Linked DNA regions of Mus musculus: region 2 is linked to region 1. Evidence: chromatin loops called from intact Hi-C (ENCODE). Cell type or tissue: left cerebral cortex. All regions are shown on one strand. Each heading gives the region's core, and the rest is flanking DNA. Links, peaks and the distances in the headings are about the cores only.

Region 1 (10,756 bases), core at 1,228-9,227:
TCGAACACCACAATCTCATCCACACAGAAGATGGTGCAGGCTCTGGCGATCTGGCCAGCCAGGTAGGTGCGGAGCTCAGGTGACTGGGCATTGTCCAGGATGGAGCCTGGCAGGGCCACACTCAGAGTGTAAGGCCGTCCTAGCAGGGACAGGGGATGTTCCTGTCAGCCTGACAGGCTGTGGACCTTCCCTCCCTTGCATGTCCCCATGGCTCAGAGATTCAACTTACCTCACGACCCAGCTGCTTACCTTGGTTGCTCCTCTGGGCCGCCGCCTCTTCCTCCTCTTCCTGGCGTTTAGCCTCTTCCTCTTGGGCACGCTGCCGCTCCAGTTTCTTCATTATCTTGAGGTCCTTCCACTTCTTTTTCTCCTCTTTTTCTGGAGAATTATTGGAGGGAAAGGACTTGACATGGGGAGGAGAGTTCCTTCTCGCTGGGCTAGCCTAGGCTCTGGAGAGGCTGCCACCACTCACTTGGATACACTGAGACCCAAAGAGGGCTCGTCGGGCCATTAGCTGGTTTGTGGAAAGGGAGGGCTCAGTGCGCTTGCCCAACCCGGCCTCAGCTTTTTACTTACTCTGCTGTTTCCATTTTCGCCATTCAACCCTTTGGCCATGTTCACCCTGCAAGTAAGGAGGAAGATTGAGAGGCTGACCGGTCACACATAGGAGGGGCGCATCCCATCGGGCCTCCCGCCATCTGACTCTCTCAAACCAGGGTAGAAGTACACAGGGACTCGCCGTGCACAAAGCCTGGGATCAGATCCGGGAAGCTGAGGAATGAATCCCCATTGGGCAAAAGAAGAAACCGAGACAAGGGGAAGACAGGTATGGCCATAAAGTCGCCCTAGGAATCAGAAAATAAGCCAGGAGAGGACTCAAGACACCGTCGCCCCGCGAATGAATGTAGATCGGACCAGCTAACTCTGCAAGCTCAGGCTACGGGAGAGGGGCGAGGGGAGAGGAGAGAGCAGAAGACCCGGGCCGACACCACTGTGACACGCTGCAGATTCCAGGCCTAGCCCGGAACCCATCGGTCCGCACATACCGGACCACACGGACGCTTCCTCGGGCGCTCCGCCATGTTTCCAGGCCCACCGCGCGCCTGCCAGTTAGCCTCGCCTCTTCCGGCCACACCTCCGCGGAGCTGCCCAATCAGAGGCCCAGCGGAGAGTGGGGCGTGTCCTGGGTGCCAGGCTGAGGCGGAGCTCAGAAACGCCACGTGCGAGTGCGGAGGCTGCTGCGTTGGTACCCTGTCTCCAGGGCAACGAGTTCGCAGCACTACGCTGTCCGAACCCAGTAAGGCTCATGTGCCGCCCTTTCCATTGTTAGGTACCCTGGTGATATTTAGCTTCCATGTTTTATGTAAGGGCACCCTATTGGAAATTACAAAAGACTACCTTTATCCAGTTCATTTGCACTTTCTTTTTATTTATCCATTCAGTTTCCTGGGACTCCAGCTAAGGCCCGACGCGTGCTAAATTTAGTGCTCCACCAGTGAGCTATATTCCCAGCCTCGTCCAGACTTTATTCTTTTGGTTTTTTAAAAAGATTTATTTATTATTATACATAAGTACACTGTAGCTGTCTTCAGACGTGCCAGAAGAGGGCATCAGATCTCATTACGGATGGTTGTGAGCCACCATGTGGTTGCTGGGATTTGAACTCAGGACCTTTGGAAGAGCAATTGGTGCTCTTACCCGCTGAGCCATCTTGCCAGCCCCAGACTTTATTCTTTATCAGTTTAATTCATTTGTTTGCATGTAGTACTTTAAATTTTTTAAAAAAGAAATTGATACAGGGTCTTACTATGTAGCTTGGACTGACCTCAAACTCAATCTTCCATCAACCACCTGAGTGCTGTGATTGATTGATTGATTGATTTTTGGCAGCCCTGGATCAAATCCAAGGTCTCCAGCATGCAAATCACTGATCAACATTCTGTGTCTACTTTAAAATCATTTTAAGTAAAGAATGAGAAGATAGGACTGAAAGAAGTCCCTGCAGAAGACTTTTAGCTGCTGCTATAATAGCAGCCATTGTATCTGGCATGAATTCCAGAGGGATTGTACCTAGGGTTTGAAGAAGCCTTTTGTAAAGTTATTGATTGTTGTCTGAGGTTTTATGGGGTTGCTCTTCCAAGGATTCTCAGAGCCTTTGCATAACTTAGTCCTGAGACATACCTGACAAACCAGGATGTCTCCTGGGACTTGCTTAGGTATGCCTGGGAATGTAGGTTATGCCTGAGTATTGCTTAGGTAGGGTTCCTTCAGAGAAGCCTAGATAAGGTAGCAGGTTTTGGTATACAGAAATTGACTTGCTACAAGTACCTTTTGTGTAACAGTAAGGAGGGTCTGCAAAATGGTAAATATGTGAAGTTCAATGCCTGAGAGGATGAGCCCCTGCTGCTGAGAAGCCTAACAGGTCCTGCAGTGTCTCCTTTTCTTTGCTCTCCTGTATAACCCAGAACACCAACAGGTTCCTCCCCAAAAAACTTTTCTGCCTGATAGTTTTATATTAACTTTTTGTTGTTGTTTTTGAAACAGGCCTTAATATATAGCCCTGGCTGTCCTGGAACTTACTATGTAAACCAGGATGCCCTCAAACTCAGAGATCCTCCTGCGTGTGCCGAGCAAGTGCTGGGATTAAAGACTTGTGCCACCACGCCCACCCGGCTTGTATTAACATTTTACAATGATCCGATACTTTGTTACAGTTGAGGAACAATCCTGACACATTATTACCGCCAACTACAGTTTACATCACTCTTTTAGTCATACTTTCTTTTTGTCTGTTTTGCTTGCTTTGGTTTGTTTTTTTGAGATAATGTCCATCCTCCTGCCTTATCCTCCCAGGAGCTGAAATTACAGGTGTGGGGCACCCTGCTGTGTGAATTTTGACTTTATTTATATGAGTGTTTTGTCTGTATGTATGTGTGTGCACCAGAGTCTTGCCTGGTGCCTGAGGAGGCAAATGGATCCCCTGGGACTGAAATTATAGTAGATTGTAAAACACCATGTATGTGCTGGGAACTGAACCCAGGTCTCTGGAAGAAAAACCAGTCATCTTAACCACAGAACAATCTCCTCAGCATCCCAAGTTACTTCTTTGAGGTGCGATGTGGGGAGGCATGGACTGTGAAGCCCACACAGGCCTTCGTAGTGGGGCAATGTAAGAAAGACACCACTCCACGCTAGTACCAGCTACTCTCTGGCCCCAGCAGTCTGGCTGCCTCTATGGCTAGCCCCATGCAGCGTCCATCCATCTCAAAGGTTGTTTGTTTGTTTGTTTGTTTTTTTTTTAAGAATTAGTTATTTATTTTATGTATATGAGTATACTGTAGCTGTCTTCAAACACACCAGAACAGGGCATTGGATCCTATTATAGATGATTGTGAGCCCCATGTGGTTGCTGGGAATTGAACTCAGGACCTCTGGAAGAGCAGTCGGTGCCCTTAACCAGTGAGTCAGACTTTTTTTTTTTTTTTTTTTTTTTTTTTGGTTTTTGAGACAGGGTTTCTCCGAGCAGCCCTGGCTGTCCTGGAACTCACTTTGTAGACCAGGCTGGCCTCGAACTCAGAAATCTGCCTGCCTCTGCCTCCCGAGTGCTGGAATTAAAGGCGTGCGCCACCACACCCAGCTCAGTCAGACTTATATTAGTAAATTTTCAGCTCACAAAATGCCCACATAGTGAACTCAAAACTCCAATGATATAAACACAAGCTACACCCCAACATGGGGCAAATGCACCCTACTTAATATTTAATCGTCTAAGAAATCCCCAGTACTTATGGCTCCCAGGACTGTGTGGTTCTGGCTCCTCTTCCTCTCCTATAGGCTCCATCTTATCTCCTCCTCTCCTTCCCTCCTTCTCTCCCTCTGCACTCTCTGTACTCTCTAAAGTTCTCAGCCCACCTTCCTTTTCCACTGCCCAATCACAGGCTCTCACCTTATCTTGTGCCTGCCCTCACCTGCATATAAACAGCAATCCACAGACCTTAGCTCAGAATCCATCTGCCTCAGCCTCCTGAGTGCTGGGCTTACAAATTTGTACCATAGACCGGGTGTGCCAGTGCATGCCTTTAATCTCAGCAATCCAGAGACGGGAGGATCTCTGTGAGTTCAAGGATAACTTAATATATATATATAGTGAGTTCCAGGACAGCCAGAGCTGCATAGAGAAACCCTGTCTCAAAACAAAACAAAAAAGCTGGGCATGGTGGTGCACGCCTTTAATCCCAGCACTCGGGAGGCAGAGGCAGGCAGAAGAGTTTGAGGCCAGCCTGGTCTACAAAGTGAGTTCCAGCCAGGGCTACACAGAGAAACCCTGTCTCGAAAAACCACACACACACACACACACACACACACACACACACACACACACACACACAAACCCAAACAAAACAAAAAAAACAAAGTGTGCACCACGCAGCAAGCTTTGCAATTGCATTTATGCTGTGGTTAAAGGCATATACCACCACTGCTGGGCTGGGGCTTATGGTTGCTGTCTAGGCTGGATGCCACCAAGTCCCCAGGTCTCCTAGCTGGGGTTAGAGTGGGACACCAAGCTTGTAGCATCAGTGCTGGATGCTAAACTCTGGCCTTCCTGATTGTGCAGTCATCGCTTCAACTTAGGGATGAAGTATGTATCAAAGTTGGCCTTAAACTCCCAATCCTCCTGATTCTACTCTACCTGAGGAGTAAAATAATGACTATATGCCATCCAAGGTACTTTGAATTAAGAATTCTATGGTTGGGCTGGAGAGATGGCTCAGCAGTTAAGAGCACTGACTGCTCTTCCAGAGGTCCTGAGTTCAAATCCCAGCAACCACATGGTGGCTCACAACCATCTAGAATGAGATCTGGCCGGGCAGTGGTGGTGCACGCCTTTAATCCCAGCACTTGGGAGGCAGAGGCAGGTGGATTTCTGAGTTTGAGGCCAGTCTGGTCTACAAAGTGGGTTCCAGGACAGCCAGGGCTACACAGAGAAACCCTGTCTCAAAAAACTAAAAAACTAAAAAAAAAAAAAAAAAAAAAAAGAATTCTATGGTTTTGCCCATCGTGGTTGGCAAGCTAAGACATGAATGTTAAGACAAGTCAAGTCTCCTCTTACAGTTGAATACCCCAACCAATGTGAACGGGAGAGGTATACCACAAAGACAGGTTCCTAAGGAAATCTCCAGCCCTAAATCCTGATCAGTGAAATAACTTGGCACAGATGCTTGTGGATTTTATGCTTAAAAGCCCTGTAGGATCTTAACTCAATGTCACGGTTCAGCTCTGAAGTCTGAACTGTGGCCTTGCCCATGGTCCTGGGGTGAATGCTCAATAAGCTGTCTCTGTCTGACTGAGATCAGTGCTCCTGTGGTTTGTGAGGTGATTCTCAGTCCCCAACAATACCAAGTATGTTCCATTGACAATTCATGGCTGAGATGCAGCCCAGAGTTAGAATGCATGTCTAACATTGAGATCCTGGTTTGATACCCAGCGTCATGTGTATGCAATGCCCACAGAGCCCAGGAGACAGTCTAGGGTCCTTTGAAACTGGAGTTACAGGTGGCTGTGATTTGACCACATCTTTTAGAACAGCAAGTGCTGTTAGCCACTGAGCTGTCTCTTCAATCCCATCAAGCTCCTCCCCTCTTCTATTTTACAGAACAGTTGTCTGTCACTTGATTCCAGAACAGAAAATGAAAGAAAATTAGATCTTTAAACTAAGTTTGTGTTTTGTTGGGATAAACTCTTGTGTAAAGAATGTCTTTGTATTATTCAAATGCTGATTTCTGTAGGGGGGAGTGTGGATGTGGGGAGAGGGTGTCCCCCACCCCCCACGGCACTCCCACAGAGACGTGGGCACAGAATGGCCTTTGGTATTGTTACTTTTATGAAGCATCACCCCTTTCTGTGTTCTGTAAACATCTCCATCACTTTCTGATTGGTTTAATAAAGAACTGAACAGCTTATAGCAAAGTGGGAAAGGATAAGGCAAAACTTCTGGGCAGAGATAGGAACTCTGGGAAAGAGTCGGACGCTGGAGATTCAACAGTCGGACGCTGAGGAAGAAGCTTGTGCTGGTACTGAAGGGAGGTGACTAACGGGCCAAGGGGCAGAACTTAGATCAGAATAAACCGGTTAATTACGTTATAGAGCTAGTTGGGAAATAGCCTAAGCTAAGGCCTGGCTATAATAAATAATAATGTCTCTGTGTTACTCAGGAGCTTTGGTCACTGACAGTCTTTTGACAGGTTTATTACATATGTGTATTGGATTTAGTCACTGCCCATGGCTGGGTGGAGCTCAGTGGTACAGCATTCACCATGCCTGTGTAAAGCCATGAGTTCACTCCTCAGCACTGCCAACAAAACAAAACACAAAATCCAGCCAGAATTGAGAGCTCAGGCTTCTCATCCTTACACTTAGGAGGGAGGCAGGAGGATTGCCACGAGCTTGAAGCCAACCTGGGCTACAGTGAGTGAGTGACACTGGCTTTCCCTGGAAACCTTTGAGAAGAAAAACATCATTGGCCTTGGGATTCAGCAAGTTCAGCCCCACCCCATCCCAGACAGGAGTGAGGGAGGGGCGGGCTCAAGGCTCTGCAGGACACACGGGCTCAAGGCTCTGCAGTACACATGGGTCCAAAGGAGGTTTTATGATTAACAGAAATGACTGATCCTAGAACCTAATGTTCTAGGGACTCCTTACCAGGGGAAAACATTTTTTTTTTAGTTCATATACCTGATGACCCCAACATTTCTGTAGGCTGGAGAACAGATATGAATGAAATGCCTGAGTTTGTTCTACATATGGACTTGGCTTCTAGCATGGCCTCTTGGAGGGATTTGGGGACTACAGTTGCTTTAGTGGAACCATGACTAGGGACCGAATCACATTTCTTTTCTTTTCTTTCTTTCTTTTTTTTTTTTTTTTTTTTTTTTGGGTTTTCGAGATAGGGTTTCTCTGTGTAGCCCTGACTGTCCTGGAACTCACTCTGTAGATTAGGCTGGCCTCGAACTCAGAAATCCGCCTGCCTCTGCCTCCCCGAGTGCTGGGATTATAGGCATGCGCCACCACTGCCCAGTTCGAGTCCCATTTCTAAGCCGGGCGTGGAGCATGCTGTACTCTCAGGACTCTGCAAACAGAGGCAGGAGGATCACAAGTTCAAGGGGTGGAAGTGGGGGTTCCTGGACTCTGCCATCCCCCACACTCCCTCTGAAAGGAAATAAAACTTGAGACCTGTGATTCATGTAATGTATGTCAAATAGCCCAAAGAGTTGTTTGTGAGCTTTGAAACCTGGGGCTGAGAACATAGCAGAACAGACCAGGACATGCCCGGGCAGGCCTATCGCCTCCCTATCTCCCACCCCTCTGACCTAAGTTAAATGTTAACAGGCTGCTGATGTTTAAATGGACCAATCATGTGAAACCGCGCCAATTCCTCCCCCAGCCCCACTCCTTTTCTATAAAAACCCCTAGCTTCCAAGCCTCGTGGTCGAATCCACTGTCTCCTGTGTGACCCGGAGCTCTGCCATTAAAATACCTCGTGTTGTTACATCAAGGTGTTGTGTTCTATTCGTGATTCTTGGGTGCACGCCGAATGGGGAGTTGAGTGGGGGTTTCCCCACTAAGTTCTTTCATTTGGAGGCCCCAGCGAGATCTGCGTGACACCCAGGAACCCCGAAGGACCCCTTGGAGGTGCGTTTGTTTGTGTGAGTCTTGTTATGCTGTCTGTTGTCTAAGCTATTCCAAGCCCTGTCCAGCCGTCCAAAGGAAGAGAGAAGCTGCCTTGAGGGTTCTAATAACTTAAAACTTTATTAGGAACAGTAGCAACACTGTGAGGTCACATGAGAAGAAGTGGAGAAGCCATGGAGCCTCAGCAGGGCTAAGGTGGGGCTGGGGCTCCAGGCCTGATCCTCCATCCTTTACTGTCCCAGGCAGAGGCCAGAAACAACCAAGGCTCTACAAGAACCTATAGAGGCGCAGACTGAGTTCCAGAACCAGCCCCCAACCCAATATAGCAGTCCAGACACTGGGTAAGATGGCTGAAACCCCCAAGAGATGGCCTCTTTCCTGGAAACATGCCCAGTCACACATCTGGGCCCTGCAGCGCCATCTCTGTGATAAGGCACAGCTGAGGTCTCGGGGTTGGAGGCGGGCCTGAGCGCCTCAGGCTTGGGGCTCTCCTTTCCAGCTGCACAGCCTCTTATCCATGGCCTGGAGTGTAGCCTTGTCCTGCAAGATACACACTGAGCCTTCTTTCCCCCCACCCAGTGGTTAGCCAGGCCCAGCAGCCTTCTCTCCCCCACCCCCGCCCCCAGCTTTCTCTAACCTTCACAAAACAGAATCGGATGTAGTGGTCAAAGTCCTTATGATGGGGCTGGCTATAGAAGGTGGAGACAGGGATGGCTGACAGCCCCTGGGGACAAACAAGGAAGATCACGTCTGTGTATAGCCTTGAGAGCTAAGCCATCAGCTCAGGGACAGAGGAAGGCTGGGTGTGTCCCCTCCATCTTCTGTGCTGGTCAGGAGAGACCACTGTGTGGCATCACCCTGGGCTCCTCCCAGGGTGCAGACAACAGACTCTGCAGCATGCCTGGGCAGAGCTGGGAAGAACTGTTTGAACCTCAGAGGTTTGAGCAGGGTTCACAGCAGATGGGCTAGGTCCTCAGTGTCTAGGAGGGAAGGCTGGGCTCAGAGAGGGGCAGGGCCTCCCGGAGCCAGCATAGCTTCCTTATTCAAGTGAACCAGCCTTGTAGCAGGAGTCGTGGAAAAGGTTGGGCTGGCGTCCCTCAACTGGACCAGGCATATGACCCGTGCAACTACATCTCCTGGCCCTGGCAGGAGCCCAGCCTACCTTGTTTTTGATCATCCACTTGGCAAAGCGTGTATCATAGGGCTCATCCATAGCACCAGGCAGGTCGGGCATGCTGCTCTCTGGGGCAACAAAAGAGGTTGTGCTGAGTCCTCACCAACTTTGGTACCTTCCCAAACCCTGAGTGACATGGCCAGACCCACTCACTGAAGTCTGAGATGTCTGCAATGAGGAAGTAGCTGCCCTGGGGGATCAAGGGCTTGAGGCCCACTGACTGCAGGCTCTGGATCATGTGGTCTCGGTTCAGGCCCATGGCCTGTGGCAGCTGCAAAAAGTAACTGCTGGGTTGTCCAAAGTGTTGCTGCTCCCGCTCAAAGCACTGGGCTACTGCAGCCTAAACAAGGCAGATGGACAGACGGACTGATGGGTCAGCTATGACCTGTCTGGGGGGCTTTCTGGCACCTTCCCAGACCATGGGGTTTCTTGCCCTTCTCACCTGGGCCTGGGTGGGGCAGTGAAAGATAGAGTTCTGGTGCACAGTCCGCAGGTGCTTCATGATGTTATCTGGACCCATGACCCAGCCCACCTAGACCAGGAGACAGTAGGGTCTCAGGACCAGAGGAGGCCTCTCTCCACTCTCCTGCCGCCGCCGCCGCCGCTGCCTGCTACGTGGGCACACTTACCTTCCAGCCAGTGGCACTGAAGCTTTTGCCTGCGCTGCCGATGGTCAGTGTCCGTTCCCACATGCCAGGGAGGCTGGCTACTCGAGGCCAAGAAGAAAGAGCAAATGCTGAAATGGGCAAAGTGGAGGGAAGGGACCCAGGGACAAGCATGGTCTCTTAACTGAGGATTTATCCGCTAGGCTCTTGACAGGACCCATCCATTTCCTGCTCCTGACAGGCTCGGGAAACAGATGCTACTGCACTCCTCAGAGCTCAGGGAGGGGAAGCCCCTGCCCACAGTCACACCAGTGCACAGTTCCACAGCCCTGGGGCCTGATCCCCAGGCCTAGGCTGCTCCCAGCTGGCCTGGCTCACCAATGCTGATGTGCTGGTGCCCATCATAGACCAGCCACTGGTAGACCTCATCAGAGAAGCACAGGACATCATGCTGTTGGCACAGTGCAGCCACCAGCTCCAGCTCCTTCTTAGAGAATACCTGTGGGAGCCAAGGTCACAGGTGTGCAGCTGGGACTGTCCCCAAGGGCAGAGCCTGCTTAGAATGCAAGACTATATCAGGTCTCAGGGTTGCTCTGGACCATCTCTTTGCACTATTGGTCAGTATTGCATCTAGCTCTGCAATGATGACTCTGTGGGATTGGCTATGTCTGGATCCCACTGCATAGACAGATAAAGTCACTGTTCCAAAACACTCTGCCCATACGCACAAGCCTTCACACCTCTGGGAGGATTGGTCCTCAGAGTTTCAGACATTCAGCCCTCCCACTTCATGCAGGGAAACTGAGGCCTGAGAGTGTTCATGTTCAAGATCAGAAGGAAAAGTCTGCTTGCAGAGATCTCTGAATGGGCCCCCTGGTACCTTTCCCAGAGGGTTGTTGGGTGTGTTGAGGACCAGGATCTTGGTGCGAGGTGTGAACTTGCTGGCCAGTTCTGTGGGGTCCAGCTGCCAATCATTGCTGGATCCCAGCTGCCCCTTAGGAGCAGGACTCTGCGGGGGGTGGGGGGGAGCAGTATTTACTTTCCTGACCGCAGCTCATCTCCCTTCTCATCTGCCCCCATTTCTCTCAGCTTTGGGCTCCACCTCCATCTGCCCAGTTCAGGGGACTCCCTTCCTATGTCCCAGGATTTAGCTCAGCTCATACCTTGGGTCCCTCAACTCACCCATACCCACCCAAGAAACCTTACCAGCCTTGGCCTACCCATAACCACCCTGCATTCCTTACCAGCCTCAGGGACACGAACACAGGGCGACCTCCAGCCATCATTGTCA
Region 2 (9,306 bases), core at 1-8,000, 88 kb after region 1:
TGAACTTTCTCCTCTCCAGCCCTGGAGCCATCGAGCTGAGCCAGCTGAGTCCTGCAGTATTCCCCATGGCCTGCCTGAGTCCCTCACAACTCAAGAAGGTAGGGGCCCGTGGTTTGGAGGGTGCAGACCTCTAGTGACCTTTGAACTACCTCTGACATTTCACAAAGGAGAGAAAGATCCCTGCATATCAACCCTAATTTCTGCGAACAAAGCCCAAGAGGGCCAGGTCACAACACCACCTCCCCAGGTGCCATCTCCCCGGTCAGATACAGTGGGGGTTGGGGCTAGGAGGTAGAGAAACCACAATTCAGATTATCTAATCCAGCTAGCCCCAGGGGCCTGTTGATGAAGGCCTGGATAGGGCAGGCCAGTAGCTAGGTCAGCTCATTATGAAAGCCTACCATACAGGGGGTGGACTACGCACACTTTAAGTTAACCACCCCCAATCTCATATGCCAGGACTGTTAATGTATTAGATCTAGCCGAGGATCTTTGTTTCAAAGTCCCTCCTGGAGCTGTGGTTGGGGCTTAGCAGTTGAGTGCTTGCTTTAGGCTCCAAGATTTGATCCCAACACTCACAACACATACAGAAACACACACCACCACCACACACACCCCACACACACACACATACCACACACACCATATGCATACCACATACACATCAAAACACATACACAAACACATCACACATATCACCACACATAAACACGGCACACTCCACAATACATAAACACACACATACAAACAGACTACACACACACCAACACACATACATATACCACTATTACCACCACCACACACACCACACATCATGCATACACAGACACTCACACCACACACACACACACCATACTCACACACACATCCCATACAAATGCACACACACATACCGCACACACTCACATACAAACACATACATATGCATGCACACACCACACACACACACTCACACACAAATGCACCCATGTGCACATACACACAGAGACACATACATAAAAGCACACACATACCACACAGACAAACACTCATCACCCAACCCACACGCACTCACACAGACCTACTCTCTTTTGACAGCTGCCACTGCTGCCACAGTTCCCAAATTTGTCTGTGACTAAATATGTAGTGGAAGTCTGTCTGTCTTTTCCTTCTGTCTCACAGGCTATCTTTTGAGGGACAAAGCCCCATGTCAGTATTTTTTTGTACAGTTTGTGCTGAACTTTTGTTCAGTTTTTATGATTTCAAGCATGGAGGGCCTCCCTGTGTTAACCCTGAGTGATGGTTTGTTGCTCTGGCCTAGAACTCAGTCTGTAGAGCAGACTGCCCTTCAGCTCACAGAGCTCTGTCTGCCTCTGCTTCCTAAGTGCTGGGGTTAAAGGCATGGGCCACCATGCCTGGCCACGCTTACATCCTTGCTTTCTGTCCCTTACTGTGTTGGTTCTGTTTGTTTTCAGTGCTGGGAACAGGAGCCAGTCCTTGTACATGCTAGCAAGCAGTCAGCTTCTGAGAGGCGACCCAGTCACACACGTAATGTGCCTCAGCACCTTAGGCTAGCCTCAGAATAAAGAGACTTGGGGCAAAGTCAGAATCAGGCATCTGTGTTCACAGCCCCTAGCCTTCCCCACACTCACTCAGGAGAAAGAAAGCCAGCAAGGTCCTGCGACTGGGGACTTTCTAGCCTTGTCCTTCCTAGTGCTGGTGCTGACTCAAGCGTCCTGGCAGTCCCCTGCCGGCCCACACTGAGTAACACAATGGAAATAAAATTTCCAATGCATGGGTTTGGGGTTACAGGACAAGCCATAGCATGGGCAAATTCACTCTCCCTTCTGTCTGCTCCCCTGGCTATCCTCCCCTCACCCTGTGCTCCAGCCCTTCCCAATTTCCCAGTCGTCCAGTGCCCACAGGCTTTGTACTTCCTGTTCTCTGTCTTTAATGCTCTTTCCTATCTCTTTGCTTCCCAATGTTCTGCTCTTCCTTTAACCCCACTTCCTCCAAGCTGCCCATTGACCCCTTCACCTCGTAGATTCTTTGCCTTTAATTCTCAAAACCCTGCCCTTGTCTCCCTGTAAGTCAGTGTGATGTGGGATGGTATGTTTGTCTGATGGTAAGGGATGCATGGGTCTCCTTCACTGGACTATAAATTGTGTGAGTGTGGAGGGTGGCTGGTTCATAATCACATGTCCATCTGCTGAAGCTGTCTCGTACTCGCAATGCTTAGTCGGGATTGGAATAGCCTCCAAAGCCAGCATTAGAAGGCTGAGGCAGGAGGATCTTGAGTTTGAGGCCTCCCTGTCTTCAAACAAATAAAAACAAAACAAGGGAGTTAGGCGGGGTCGGTGGTTAAGAGTGCTTCTGCAAGCATGAAGATCAGAGTTCAAATCTCAGCACCCACTCCATGAGCTGCACACACCTGCAGCTCAGATCGCCAGGGCTCACAGGCTGCCAGTCTAATGAAGAAAACAGCCTAGGTTCAAGGAGAGCCTCAGAAATAGAAAGTGGAAGAGGGGCACCGTATGTCCTCTCCTGATGCCCCTGCACATGCGCACCTGCAGTTCTCACACATGTTCTACACTCACACCTGCACTTTAACACACAAATGAGCAAATGTTTCCGTATGTCCCAAACCCATTGGAGGGCAAGAGCAGAGGCAGCTGCCACTTCCCCTTCCTCGATAAGATGCAAGCAGCCAGTACTGACGGCTCCTCACTAAGCACTGGATGCCCATGTCCAGGGTGGGGGGCAGAGCCATGAGCAGGACACTTGATCTTGGTTCGAGTTTGTGGTCCAACATGGATATAAGGAATGAGCGAGGGCGGAAGGAGCCTGAGTCTTGTCCCTGCTGCAGTTCCAGGAGGACGGGTTTCTGCTGTTGGAAGGATTCTTCACAGCGGATGAGTGTGTGGCCATGCAGCAGAGGATCGGTGAGATTGTAGCTGAGATGGATGTCCCTCTGCACTGCCGGACAGAATTTTCCACCCAGGAAGATGAGCAACTTCAAACCCAGGCAGGTACCTGGGGCGCTGAGGGTGGGCGTCTGGTTTTGGTGGGTGCTCAGTCTTAGGCAGCAGTCTGGACTGGACGGGAGGACCCTAAGGCCACACACAGACTTCTGACAAGGGATCAGACCTCAGCCATCTGTATGCCGGGTACCAGGCTAAAGAGCTGTGCTGTATTCCTCCACACTATGAATTTATAAGGTGGCTATTATTATTCTCGCTTGGCAATGGGAAAAGCGGGGCTTTTCTCTGGGTAATATTGTGCTGCTCCAACCACACAGTTTGTAACTGATAGAGACTTGAATCCACCTCTCTGATATCAAATGATGCTGGTCGTTGACCTGCTGCAGTTTCTCAAATTCTCTGGTCACAAAGAACTCTCTGTGACCAGAGTGAGCCCTGTGATAGGCCACTCTTGGGTGAGTCATCTCCCAACCAGACTAGGAAGGCCTCTTGCTTCCTCAGACTCAACACAGTTTGGCAGGATAGGTGGTTCTTCCAACCAGTTCCCTTAACCCTTCTTAGTCTGAATTTTTTAGTGGTTCAGGCAACAGGGCTCACCTTATACTGATGCCAAGGGGCTTCTGCCATCTGGTGGACATAAATAGAATTACAGCAGCCAGAAACTGCTTTCTCCCAGAGAGGGGAGGAGGAAGGATGGAGGCTTCAGAAGAAGACACATAACAGACTGAGAATTTTTCCAACTAGCAGGACAGACACACTCTAAGGAATGAGGGGGCCGAACCCTGTCCCTCTCCCTAGTTACTTACCGAGAAGACTCTAACAGTCCGGTGGTTGCAGAGGTAGGAATGTTGAAAGAAGAAAGGGTGATGTTAGAGATATGGCTCATTGGTTGAGCATACTGGCTGCACTTCCAGAGGACCAAGGTTCAATTCCCAGCTCCCAGTTCCCACATGGTAGCTCATGTACTTCCAGTTCCAGGGGCCCAATACTCATACAGATATACACGTGGGCAAAACACCAATGCACACAACACAGGACACAGAGGCAGGTGAATCTCAGTGAGTTCTAGGCTGGTCACTCTACAAGGTGAGTTCTAGGATAGCCAGATACAGAGGAATTGTGTTGAAAAAAAAAATCAAAAACAAATGAAGAAGAGGAGGAGGAAGAAGAAGAAGTGGAGATGGTGGTGTGGTTTGGGGTGCTGGAATTGAACCTGGGTTCTTTTTTTTTTTTTTTTTCTTTCCTTTTTTTTTTTTTTTTGGTTTTTCTTTTTTTTTTTTTTTTAAAGACTTATTTATTTATTATATGTAAGTACACTGTAGCTGTCTTCAGACACTCCAGAAGAGGGCGTCAGATCTTGTTACAGATGGTTGTGAGCCACCATGTGGTTGCTGGGATTTGAACTCCTGACCTTCGGAAGAGCAGTCGGGTGCTCTTACCCACTGAGCCATCTCACCAGCCCTTTTTTGGTTGTTTCGAGACAGGGTTTCTCTGTAGAGCCCTGGCTATCCTGGAACTCACTCTGTAGACCAGGCTGGCCTCGAACCAGAAATCTGCCTGCCTCTGCCTCCCGAGTGCTGGGATTAAAGGCATGTGCCACCATGCCCGGCTTGAACCTGGGTTCTTAAAAGAGCTCACTGAGCCATCTTCCCAGCCCTAAGAAGCAATGACCTTGCACTTAAACTTTGCTCTTTTCCCCGGCAATACAGCTGCAGTGCTGGGCGGAGACAGGGAGAGGCACCTTCTGTAGGAGACACAGCAAGGTTTTGTAATGTATGTATTGCTAGCACTGTTCAGATAGAATATTTGCTTGTTTGTTTTGAGACAGGGTCTTATTTTATAGCCTTGTTTGTCCTGGAACTTGCTGTGTAGCCCAGGCTGGCCTCAATCACACAGAGATCTGTCGGCCACAATTGTGTCATTTTTAGCTCAGGACTCCACACACCACCTAAGATACTGAATATAAAATAGGCACAACCGCCAGGCGTGGTGGCACATGCCTTTAATCCCAGCACTTGTGAGGCAGAGGCAGGTGGATTTCTGAGTTCTAGGCCAGCCTGGTCTACAGAGTGAGTTCCAGGACAGCCAGGGCTACACAGAGAAACCCTGTCTTGAGAAAAAAAAAAATAGGCACAACCACCTGCTAATGTAAGTTGGTTTTTTTTTAAGATTTATTTTATTTATTATATGTAAGTACACTGTAGCTGTCTTCAGACACCAGAGGAGGGAATCAGGTCTTGTTACAGATGGTTGTGAGCCACCATGTGGTTGCTGGGGACCTCTGGAAGAGCAGTCAGTGCTCTTTACCACTGAGCCATGTCTCCAGCCCCGTAAGTTTTCTTCATATGTTTAAGGCTAGGTAAAGCTGTTCAACCAGCAGGTGTAACAGTGACTTCTTGCTGTGACAAAACTTGGCCATCAGAAGGAGGATTGGTTTATTGGGCTCCCTGTTTCAGATGGTTCAGTCCATGGTCACTTGGCTTTGCCGCAGAATATTTAATCACAGTGTAAACCCGGAGATTGTGTTGTTTACTGGGGAAAAAACCTATTTCTAGTTGTGATGTCGCTCAGCCCTTAGCACACAGCTTTAATCCCTCTGACTAGAATATAGACACGCCCTTAATACACACCTTTAATCCCCCAAGATGAAGGTATAGTTAGTTTGTAGAAGGAAGTACCCATATTTGAAAGTGATGTCTAATTGAGTAGCAGACAAAGTGATGAATCAGAGAAAGATTAGACAGAGCAGAATATGCACAACTCTCACGAGGACAGGCTGCTTAGGAGCGAGCAGCACAGAGAGAAGAAGGAAGCAGGTTTTTGTTGTTTTTTTGTTTTGTTTTTCGAGACAGGGTTTCTCTGTGTAGCCCTGGCTGTCCTGGAACTCATTCTGTAGACCAGGCTGGCCTGGAACTCAGAAATCTGCCTGCCTCTGCCTCCCAAATGCTGGGATTAAAGGCGTGCGCCACCACCGCTCAGCTGAAGGAGGCAGTTTTGGGATGAAGAGAGAACAAGCCAGACACAGGTGAAGACAGGAGAGCCAGACAGTAAGAAGGAGCTGGAAGATTCGAACCTATTGCCAAAGCTAGTATGAGGTCAAGCAGAGCAATTCAGTCAAAGGCCAAGGGAGGAGCCAGATTGAATCGGTCAGCTTGGCAAGGCGTTAATTCGGCTGAGTTGAGCCAGCCAGAGCTCAGAGAGAACAAGAAAGGCTGATCTTATTCAGCAGCAAGTCTCAGAGGCTCAAAACATCCTAGGCCTAGATCAGATTGCATGGCGGCTAGAGGCTTCTGGGACTAGGCCTAGGTGAGCAGATATAGAGGAGCAAACCTCTGAGATGACAGTTATTTTAGGCGAATAAAAGCTACTTTTATTATGGCTTCATGACCTTGGGCCTGGGGTGAGACAGCGTTGTGGCAGAGGGGTCATGATGAGGCAGAGGTGTTCACCTCACAGCAGCTGGTAAGCAGAGAGGGTGCAGAGGAAGGGTTCTGTGGCAAGACGACCCCTTCCTTCAAAGCCTCAGCCCAGTGACCTACTGCCTCCAAACAGGCCCAAGCTCCCAAGAATGCCCCAGCCGTGAGCTCATCAAAGGACTAATGCAGCAACCAAGTTAGTATCTTCCTATGTAGTGATCACCACAGCTGGGGACCAAGCCTCCAATACGTGACTCTTTTGGGAAGACACTTTTGTGTATACGCTGTAAGAACTGCTTAGATGTATTAAAAGCATTTTGTTCTTGTTGGCCCAGTCAGTAAACTGCTTGCCAAACTAGGATGGAGACTTGAATTCAATCCCCAAGACCCCACTTAAAAACCACTGGGGTGTACCCCTGTAGTCCTACTGCTGGAGACGGGGAGGCAGATGGATTCTTAGGGCTTCCTGGCTGGCTAGCCTAGCCTACTTAGTGAATCTTGGGTCAGTAAGAGACCCTGTTTCAATGAAAGCAGTGTAGATGGCCCTGGAAGAATGTCACCTAAGGTTGTCCTCTGCCCCATACCAGTACATATACAAAAGGCATTATTTTTTTGTGGTGGTGGGGTGTTTCAAGACAGGGTTTTTCTATAGCCCTGGCTGTCCTGGAACTCACTTTGTAGACTAGGCTGGTCTCAAACTCAGAAATCCGCCTGCCTCTGCCTCCCAAGTGCTGGGATTAAAGGCGTGTGCTACCATGCCCGGTTTACAAAAGCCATTCTTGATCTACAAAATTTTCAATTTAGGGGTTAGGGAGATGGTTCAGTGGGTAAGAGCACTGACTACTCTTCTGAAGGTCCTGAGTTCAAATCCCAGCAACCACAAGGTGGCTTACAACCATCTGTAAATGGATCTGATGCCCTCTTCTGCTGTGTCTGAAGACAGCTACGGTGTACTTACATATAATAATAATAAATAAATCTTAAAAAAGAAAACAAAGATTTCAACTTAGATAAATGTATCCTGTCCAAGCTCCATGGTAACTTAAGGAGCATCTGTAAGAAGAGATGTTCAGGAAATTCCAGATTGTGGCTTTAGGCACCTGGAATTCTAGCTGACTGTCTGTACTACAGTGGCCATGTTTGAGAAGCCCCCAGGAGGCATCTGTAGTCCTGTGTGGGTAGGTAGCTCCTGATCCTGCCCTGCTCTGTCACTCAGCTCTTCTCTTGTACCTCCTATGCCCCCTCCATAGGGCAAGACAGACTACTTCTTGAGCAGCGGTGACAAGATCCGATTCTTCTTTGAAAAAGGCGTTTTTGATGAGAAAGGTTTGGGGACATGAGGGTTAGTGGGCTGGGTCAGGGTGGCTAACTCCTGAGGCTGGGAGAAGCTGAGATCAGCTGCCTGATGGAAGCCGGATCCCAGGTCTTCTGCCTTTGTTTGTTTTTTATACCACAGGAAATTTCTTGGTCCCTCCTGAGAAATCTATCAACAAAATTGGCCATGGTAAGCAGGGGCCTGGGAGTGCAGAAAAGCAAGCAGAGTAGCCGAGATCTGAAGAGTTTAGGAGACTTAGGACCAAATGCTACCATAAGATGGCAGTTAGGTGGGTGGTAGTGGTTCTCAGGACACAAAGGCAGACAGATCTCTGAGTTCAAGGCCAGCCTGGTCTATAGAGAGAGTTCCAGGACAACTAGGGCCACATAGAGAAACCCTGTGTCAACAAAACAAAACAAAATAAAAAGATGGTTTTGACCACATGGCTCTGGCCACAGGCTCTCCTCTGCCTCAGTCTTCTGCGTCCCTTGATGTTGATCACTGGTGAGCCCCAGCTGAGAAATGGGTCCACTTGTGTGGCTCCCAAGATGGGCAGTGCAGGCTCTTCTACTTTCTACTGCCTGCTCTGGGAATGATCCCTAGCCACTGGGGTTCTGGCTCCAGGTACTTCCTAGAGTTTCTTGCTCTCTCTTTTTTAAAGGATGTATGTATTTATTTTATGTATATGAGTACACTGTAGCTATAGAGATGGTTGTGAGCCATCATGTGGTTGCTAGGAATTGAACTCAGGACCTCTGCTTGCTCTGGTCCAGCTTGCTCTGGCCCAAAGATTGATTGATTGATTGATTGATTGATTGATTTATATGTAAGTACACTGTAGCTGACTTCAGACACCCCAGAAGAGGGTGTCAGATCCCATTACAGATGGTTGTGAGCCACTATGTGGTTGCTGGGGTTTGAACTCAGGACCTTTAGAAGAGTAGTCAGTGCTCTTAACCCCTGAGCCATCTCTCCAGCCCTCCTTAGACTCTTTTTGTTTGTTTGTTTGTTTTCGTTTTTTCAAGACAGGGTTTCTCTGTGTAGCCCTGACTGTCCTGGAACTCACTTTGTAGACCAGGCTGGCCTTGAACTCAGAAATCCACCTGCCTCTGCCTCCTGAGTGCTGGGATTAAAGGCGTGCACCACCTCGCCTGGCTTAGACTCTTTTTTAAATTAAACATCTATTTAGTCTTCCCCCCCTCCCTGCTCCCTGCGTGTGTGTTGAGAACTGGCTAGAGTGGGAGTGTGTCCGCATGAGTGTGCCGTGGAGTGGGAGTGTGTCCGCATGAGTGTGCCGTGGAGTGGGAGTGTGTCCGCATGAGTGTGCCGTGGAGTGGGAGTGTGTCCGCATGAGTGTGCCGTGGAGTGGGAGTGTGTCCCCATGAGTGTGCTGTGGAGTGGGAGTGTGTCCCCATGAGTGTCCTGTGGAGTGGGAGTGTGTCCGCATGAGTGTGCTGTGGAGGATGTGTGGAGGTCTGAGGACAACCTGGAGGGGACATTTCTTTCTCTGTGATTGTGAACTTGGGTTGTCAGGCTTGGCGGCAGGTACATTTACCCACTGAGTCATCTCACTGGCTCTCTGTTTTGGTTTGCCTTTCTGTTTTTTCTTTGTCTA

Evidence for each region. Hi-C counts contacts between places; a loop is a spot of excess contacts. Peaks named below come from ENCODE experiments on the same cell type or tissue, not always from the same donor. Only the 100,000 strongest peaks of a DNase experiment are listed, where the experiment ranks them.
Region 2: a loop joins it to region 1, with 2.0 times the contacts of the local background. A loop is called at or near these places in 18 of 42 quality-filtered maps.

The regions. Positions count from the first base shown.
Region 1 is chr2:30,177,344-30,188,099 of GRCm38, forward strand. Kyat1 (kynurenine aminotransferase 1) reads right to left here. Exons shown (of 13, transcript NM_001356474.1): 5 at 10,710-10,756; 6 at 10,346-10,474; 7 at 9,844-9,964; 8 at 9,490-9,566; 9 at 9,303-9,392; 10 at 9,014-9,200; 11 at 8,849-8,928; 12 at 8,324-8,410; 13 at 7,781-8,226. The coding sequence ends at 8,161. Spout1 (SPOUT domain containing methyltransferase 1) reads right to left here and starts at 1,116. Exons shown (of 12, transcript NM_172660.4): 1 at 1,047-1,116; 2 at 577-622; 3 at 250-378; 4 at 1-139. The coding sequence starts at 1,082. In left cerebral cortex, for the core only: a CTCF peak has its summit at 1,606 (motif pointing right); no DNase peak of the experiment used is centred there; H3K4me3 peaks cover 344 bases; H3K27ac peaks cover 376 bases.
Region 2 is chr2:30,266,844-30,276,149 of GRCm38, forward strand. Phyhd1 (phytanoyl-CoA dioxygenase domain containing 1) reads left to right here. Exons shown (of 11, transcript NM_001252570.1): 1 at 1-98; 2 at 2,846-3,004; 3 at 7,627-7,702; 4 at 7,833-7,880. The coding sequence starts at 66. Among named protein-coding and RNA genes, the nearest start is that of Phyhd1, 4.7 kb to the left of the region's middle. In left cerebral cortex, for the core only: a CTCF peak has its summit at 3,593 (motif pointing left); a DNase peak (open chromatin) is centred at 3,549; H3K27ac peaks cover 2,139 bases.